3 separate regions of the Mus musculus genome follow, and all the other regions are linked to region 3. Evidence: chromatin loops called from intact Hi-C (ENCODE). Cell type or tissue: gastrocnemius. All regions are shown on one strand.

Region 1 (2,500 bases), 320 kb after region 3:
CTCTTTCTCAGGGGATGAGGGGGGTCTCTAGTTTCTTAGGAGCTATCCATTTTTTATTTATTTATTTATTTATTTTATTATTTTTTTTTTTTTTGGTTTTTCGAGACAGGGTTTCTCTGTGTAGCCCTGGCTGTCCTGGAACTCACTCTATAGACCAGGCTGGCCTTAAACTCAGAAATCCACCTGCCTCTGCCTCCCAAGTGCTGGGATTAGAGGAGTGGGCCACCACTACCTGGCCCACATTATCTTTAAGACAGGGTCTCTCACTGTCCTGGATCTCACTGAGTAGGCTGGTTGGGTAGCTAGTGACCCACCCCACCCCCACCCCGGGGGTCCCCCCTCCCTACCTCCCCACAGCACAGCACGGGGCTTGCAAGTTTGCGCCACCATGACTGGCTTGTTAAAAACAAACAAACAAACCACGGGTTCTGGGGATTTAACTTAGGTCCTTTACAGACTGAGCTATCTCCCAAGCAGATGTACACACACACACACACACACACACACACACTCACACACACTCACACACACTGACACACTCTTCCTTCCTCCCTTTCTCTCTTTCTTCTCCCTCCCCTTCTTCTGTTTCTTTAACATGTGAGAAGAAATCAAAGCCTAGGATCATTTAGGGGAATTTTCACTTTGGATCCTCTTTCTGTCTCCTAGACTGTCTTTGGGTAGTATCCCAGTCATGGGCCTGCTGGCCTAAGGTCTTTTCTTTCTTTCTCTCTTCCTTCCTTCCTTCCTTCCTTCCTTCCTTCCTTCCTTCCTTCCTTTCTTGCTCTTTCTTTCTTTCTTTCTTTCTTTCTTTCTTTCTTTCTTTCTTTCTTTCCTTCCTTCCTTCCTTCCTTCCTTCCTTCCTTCCTTCCTTCTTTCTTTCTTTCTTTCTTTCTTTCTTTCTTTCTTTCTTTTTTTCTTTCTTCCTTTCTTTTCCCTGCCCTGATCCCTCTCCACACTATTGACCTGGCTCACAGTAACCTGAGACAACTAGAAACCACTCTTTTCTGAGCCTCTCTAGCTTAGCTGCTGCCAGAGATCTAAGGTTGCAAAATTGTATCTGCTCCCCCCCCCCTCCGCCCCCAAGCAGCAATTAGGCAATTGACAAGCTCGGTGGCCATTTGTACCTTCTGAACAGCGTGCAAATGGCTGATGGTGGGTACTATGTAACAACAGCACATGTTCATCCCTGACCGTTAGCGCTTTCCAGAAACCAGACGACGGGCCAAAGACCATGCTGATGCCCTCGGAGTCAGCAAAGGGAGAGATGGCGCACGGTGCAGCCACCCCCTGGGAGCATGAGCAGCAGTATTTCTAAGATTAATCTGTTGGCAGCTGGTAAGTAGGTGAGTTCCCTGCAGCCTTTGAAAGCAGAGGGGATTGATTCGCAAACGACCGCCCACGCTTCCGGGCAAACATGAGTCCGTGGCGCCATCTTCTGGCAGAAATGACCTCAAGGAGTGGCTGAGGACAACAACAGACATTTTATTGGAGGTGTCAGAAGATTCTGAGCTAGGAGAAATCACAGGACTGGTTTTGATCTGGCCCTTTGGGCGCAGACGGGAGTCAGGGGTAGAGCAGAGATAGAAACTCAGCGGATGAACCGATTGACACCCGTTGATTCTTTCAGCTGAGCCCAGCCAAGCACAGTATATGCTCATACCCTCCATGTGAAAAGTGAAATCAGACAGGCTCAAGAGATGGCTAATTACATGTCCCAGTGGCCTTTCATACACACAAATGACACTTGTAACAGAAACTCAACCTAGGCTCCACAGTGTCTGGGAAAATACCGCCACTCTACCCTGCTCCTGTCTCCAGAGCTCCTGAATGGTCACAGGCCCAGTTATTTGGAGAGAGGACCGCGGAGGGGGCCCCCAGAGAGCAGGGGCATGGAGCCCTAAGAAGGCAAGTGGCTCACAAGCAGTCAGTCAGTAAACAACATTCACCAGACACTTTGTTCTCGAGTTTTTCTCACAAATGCCAGACCAGTGTCTTATTTGGAAAAAATAACTCCTTTGTTATGAAACACAGTGGGGGAGACACTTATTAAGTATAATAGATTGGGCTGGTGAGGGGGCTCAGGGAGTAAGGCTGTTTGACTCCAAGCATGGACCTGGATTTGATCCTAACGAACCACAGACTTCTGAAAGTTGTCCTCTGCCCCCACACACATGCCATGGCACATGCGTGCACACACACAGAGAGAAGTAGAATACACATATATGCCTGCATAGTAGATTACCACAGAAGGGGACACAGGCATCATTTCCCAAGCATCTCTCTCTTGTATACTTGTAACATGCCTGCCACATGTTACACTATTACATATAAATACATTATCCTCTCCGGGTCCTAACCCAGTGGGAGGAGGTCCAGAAATCTCACTCAGAGACTGCTTACCTTTTTTTGGTTTTGTTTGTTTGTTTGTTTTGCTTTGTTGTTTTGTTTTGTTTTCGAGACAGAGTTTCTCGATGTAACAGTCCTGGCTGTCCTGGAAATT
Region 2 (2,500 bases), 120 kb after region 3:
AGCACTTTTGAGGATCAAGAGTGAAAGGCCATTCTCTACATACTAAGTTCCAGGACAGTCTAGGCTACATGAGATCCTGTCTCAAAAATAAATAAAACACTAAAAGTACAAACAAATCAATCAGCTGGGCCTGGTGGTACATGTCGATAATCCCGGGTATAGGGAGGCTAAGGCACAGAACAGCAAACTTAAGGCCTGTTCAATGTTAGCCAATGTTAGGCAATTTAGACCCGCACTATAAGTTATATTGGTAAATTGTCATGTGCTATTTGCACGTATTGAGAGCTGACTCAAGCATGTTTATTTCAAGATCTCCCAAAACTCCACATCCTAGGTCAGGTTCTCTAACGGAGAGAAAGGAAAATAGCTAAGTGCTGAGGCTGTGATTAAAAACATCGCACCCAGGCTGGTGAGTTGGCTCAGCGTGTAAGAGCACCTGACTGATCTTCTGAAGGTCCTGAGTTCAAATCCCAGCAACCACATGGTGGCTCACAACCATCTGTAAGGAGATCTGACTCCCTCTTCTGGAGTGTCTGAAGACAGCTACAGTATACTAAATATAATTAATTAATTAATTAAACAAAACAAAACAAAACATCGCACCCCTGAGAATGACTGGGTCTCAGGGTGAGCCATTCCCAGCAGAGCAGAGGTTACTACTGTTTATCACACAGCATAAAAAGGCCTGCAGTGGGTACATGAAGCAAAGTCTATGCTCTGTCTAGACACCTCTCAGTCAGGACGCCCAGTGTGACTCTCTCAGTGGAACTCCCCGTCACTGCTGCAGGATGTTGTCAGTGCCAGAGGCGATGATGTTTTACTATGCTTCACTTCCTGTCTGCTACTTGCTGATTGGTCTTTCACTTTGGCTCCCTCTTTGGAGACAGGAAGGAAGCCCGGCAACTGTAGAGCATCCTCTACACAGAACAAATCAAAAGGGAAAAGGGACCACACACAGCACAGCGCTTACCTCCAAAGGCAGAAGGGCTTAGCATCAACTTCTGGGGGCGGGGACTGAGTGCAGAACCAGCGCCTCACACTGGCTGAGCAGAGGCTTTACCATTAGGCTAAGTGCTAAGTCCTAGAGCATCCTTTAAACCAATAAAGAAGGCCTAGCAAAGGTAGGCCCGGGGCCCCACCCCACCCCCCTGCCCTGTGGATCGTGAACATGCTAGGTTCTATAACACACTTTTCAGACATCAGTAGTTTATTGTTTTAGTAGTCTAAGCACATTCCAAATGGAAACTCAAAAAGAAAAATTAGGAAATACTTCATGAATTTTTGTGTCATCCTTGCACAGGGACCATGATGCTCTTCTCTGCATCATTCCAATTTTAGCATGCGTGCTGCTGAAGTGAGCACACATTTCTCTCATTTGGTAACCTTGCCTGGAATTCGCCTGGCCTTGATCTAAGTGATCCTCTTCCTTCAACCCCTTGATGAGCCACTATAGCTGACTCTTCATGATAATCTTAAAGATATATATATAGATACACATATACATATATATATATACATATACATATATATATGGGTGTGTGTATTATGTGCATTGGTGTTTTACTTGCATGTATATCTACAGGAGGGCGTCAGATCTTGGAGTTACAGATGGTTGTGAGCCACCATGTGGGTGCTGGGAATTGAATCTGGGTCCACTGGAGGAGCAGTCAGTGCTCTTAACAGCTGATCCATCTCTCCTGCCTCAAAGCACTATATTTTTAAATGAAGTAAATACATAAACATATACACAACACACCCAAACAGAGAAATATACGTACCTTAGAAGAGTCCTCGATGGCCTTGTGTAGGTTTTTTAATTTGAGGTGGCAAGCAGCCCGATTCAAATACAATAATGGGATCTTACAGTTCAGTCGTATGGCTAAATTATATGCATCAACCGCTGCCAAATAGTTTTCTGTTGCAAACAATTTGCTAATGAGACAAAAAGAAAGGGCCAATTTAACATTGAAGCAGACATGAAAAAATAACATTGAGCCTACTTGGCACTTAGAGAGATGGTTCACCATCTGCCTTGTTTATTTCCTGTCAGATGGAGACCGCCTACTGCACAGACTCCAGCTTTCCACATACACCAAGCAAGGACCTTGAGTAGGGCAGATCCTCCCACCCAAAGGCTGCCCTCATTGGTTTAATGCAGCAGGTGTATGCCTATCTTTCTTGATAAAGGAATTTATTTAGGGATAGGAAAGGGGCTTAAACTGGCCTGAATGAAGCCGGTGACTTGGGCCTCAAGTTGGAGTGTGAAAAGCTGGTAAAACTTCTCCCCCTGCTGGATATGGAGGAGGAAAGCACACAGCACAAACGCTGCTGCTCGTTGGTAACCATGGGGAAACTGGTGCGGAGAACAGAAACAGCAACAGGAGGGAACAGCTCTTCATGACGTGAGGAAGCTGCTATGAGCGAGCAAGACACCCGTGTCGGTGTACCGTCAACACACACACAGCCAACACCAACCAGCCTGGTGGTGCAGACCTGTAAT
Region 3 (2,500 bases):
TTTAACTAGGTAACTCAAATGGGTTTGGGATTTTCTATGTAGTCAAGGTAGCCTCAAATTCACAGTCCTCCTGCTTCAGCCTGTCCAGTATTCCGACTGCAGATGTGCACCACCCCTCTCAGCTTACCGTGTTATGCTTTTGTTTGTTTGCTTGTTAGTTTGTGTTAAACGCACTTGGGAAGCCGAGACTTGCGTATGCAAAGTGCCAGGCTGGCCTGGACCGCAGAACCATCTGACAGGAGCCTGCTTCAAAACCAAAAGCAACAACAGACTCTGGATTGGTCACAGAGCCCCACACGATATCAGCCGCAGGCCGATCTCTGTGAATTCCAGGCCAGCCTGGTCTATGTTCGTGAATTCTAGGAGAGTCAGTACTGAACAGTCAGGAAACAGCAAGTATTCTAAGCTGTAGAGCAAGCACTGTGCTCCCCACATAGCTCTGGAGCCTTCTTATCCGTGAAAAGGAGCAGTAACTGGAGGTCATGGTGCTAAGGGCCTGAGACAGACACAGGTACAACACTTAACACAGACAGTCAGGGCTGGAGAGATGGCTCAGTGGTTAAGAACACTGACTGCTCTTCCAGAGGTTCTGAGTTCAATTCCCAGCAACCACATAGTGGTTCACAACCATCTGTAATGGGATCCAATGCCCTCTCTTCTGGTATGTCTGAAGACAGCTACAGTGTACTCATAAATAAAATAAATACATACATCTTTTTTTGTTTGGTTGGTTGGTTGGTTTTTTGGAGACAGGGTTTCTCTGTATAGCCCTGGCTGTCCTGGAACTCACTTTGTAGACCAGGCTGGCCTCAAACTCAGAAATCTGCCTGCCTCTGTCTCCCTAGTGCTGGGATTAAAGGTGTGTGCCACCACGCCCAGCTCATACATCTTTAAAAAACAAAACAAAACAAACAAACAAACAAACAAACAAAATAGGCACAGTCAGACATGGAGAGGCTTTTCTTAGTAACAGCATTCTTTCTGGATGTGGTGGTGCATGCCTGCAGTCCCAGCATGCCAGAGGCACCAGTTCTGCACATTCCAGAGCAGCTTGGTCTTTTGGTTTGGCTTGGTTTTCAAGACAGAACTTCTCTGTGTAGCCCTCCTGACTGTCCTGAACTCATTCTGTAGACCAGGCTGGCCTTGAACTCAGAGACCCTCCTGCTTCTGCCTCAGGAGTGCTGGGATTAAAGGTGTGTCTGATGCTTATGTTTTCTTTTCCAAATTCTTATCTGAGAACAAGTCCAGGTACCTGAACATAAATTCAAAAGGACCATTACTTTCACCATAGAAAGCTGGTACTATCCCTTATGTACACAAGATGGCGCTAAAGCAGCATTGCCAGGGAGAGCTCTTGCTAGAGGTATGAAAAATGGTTGGTTGATATAGCCACCTAACAAATGGCCACTTAATAGTTACTTGGGAGTTCCTGGAGACAACAAATATTTTGATGTGTTTTTAAAAGGGTGGGTGGTGATGGCACATGCCTTTAATCTCATCATTCAGGAGGCAGGGGCAGGCAGATCTCTGAGTTTGTATCAGGCTGGTCAACAGAGTGAGTTCCAAATAGTCAAGGGCTAAAAAGAGAAAACCTGTCTCGAAAAACAACAACAACAACAACAACAAATTCATCACGGGCTGGTGAGATGGCTCAGCAGTTAAGAGCACTGACTGCTCTTCCAGACATCCTGAATTTAATTCCCAGCAACCACATGGTAGCTTACAACCATCTGTAATGGGATCCAATGCACTTTTCTGGTGTGTCTGAAGATAGCTGCAGTGTACTCATATAAATAAAAAATAAATTAATTTTAAAAATTACTTCTATTATTTACTTATTGACAAAACTGGAACCTTAACACCAAGTTGCCAGGGATTAAGCGATGGCTCAGAGGTTGAGTGTGCCTTACTGTCCTTGCAGAGGATCCATGTTCAGTTCTCAGCACCGGTATCGGGCACTCACAACTGTAACTCCAGCTCCAGAGAGACATAATGCCTCTGATATCTATGGTGGACCTTCTGGGTAGTTGCATCTATACAAACATAGTTTAAACAAAATTTTTTTTTTTTTTTTTTTGGTTTTTTGAGACAGGGTTTCTCTGTATAGCCCTGGCTGTCCTGGAACTCATTCTGTAGACCAGGCTGGCCTCGTACTCAGAAATCCACCTGCCTCTGCCTCCCAACTGTGTGTGTGTGTATATATATATATACATACACACACACATATATACATATATTCATATATTCACTAAGAAAGCACTTGTCTGGCATGTGCAAGGCCTAGAGTTCAGCCCCCAGCACTGTAGAAGTCGTCAGAATGACAATGATGATCTCTAGAGAGTTTTGTCAAATGTGTCTAGGCATTTGGCTTACATGTGGATCCAGAATTGATGGCGAGTCTTGCTGGACGCTGCGTCCTTGAAGTGGCTTCCAGGAGTCAGTCTTGTGTGTTTGGTTGTAGCTTACTTATGTTGTTTCAATGTATGCACAATAATACATT

What was found. Peaks named below come from ENCODE experiments on the same cell type or tissue, not always from the same donor. Only the 100,000 strongest peaks of a DNase experiment are listed, where the experiment ranks them.
Region 1: it touches region 3 in a loop (7-fold over the local background); 14 of 42 quality-filtered maps call a loop at or near these places.
Region 2: a loop joins it to region 3, with 6 times the contacts of the local background. A loop is called at or near these places in 30 of 42 quality-filtered maps.

What each region holds. Positions count from the first base shown.
Region 1 is chr9:72,765,800-72,768,299 of GRCm38, reverse strand. No RefSeq gene overlaps it. Among named protein-coding and RNA genes, the nearest start is that of Gm27204, 12 kb to the left of the region's middle. In gastrocnemius, a CTCF peak has its summit at 1,434 (motif pointing left); a DNase peak (open chromatin) is centred at 1,418; H3K4me3 peaks cover 534 bases; H3K27ac peaks cover 222 bases.
Region 2 is chr9:72,968,464-72,970,963 of GRCm38, reverse strand. Dnaaf4 (dynein axonemal assembly factor 4) reads right to left here. Exons shown (of 9, transcript NM_026314.3): 7 at 1,779-1,932. It overlaps Gm23567 (a small nuclear RNA gene), which reads right to left and starts at 1,362; the gene lies at 1,256-1,362. In gastrocnemius, CTCF peaks have their summits at 1,037 and 2,297 (motif pointing left); a DNase peak (open chromatin) is centred at 2,295; H3K4me3 peaks cover 168 bases; H3K27ac peaks cover 132 bases.
Region 3 is chr9:73,090,777-73,093,276 of GRCm38, reverse strand. All of the region lies in intron 5 of Rab27a (RAB27A, member RAS oncogene family), which reads right to left. Among named protein-coding and RNA genes, the nearest start is that of Khdc3, 10 kb to the left of the region's middle. In gastrocnemius, no CTCF peak of the experiment used is centred here; a DNase peak (open chromatin) is centred at 1,322.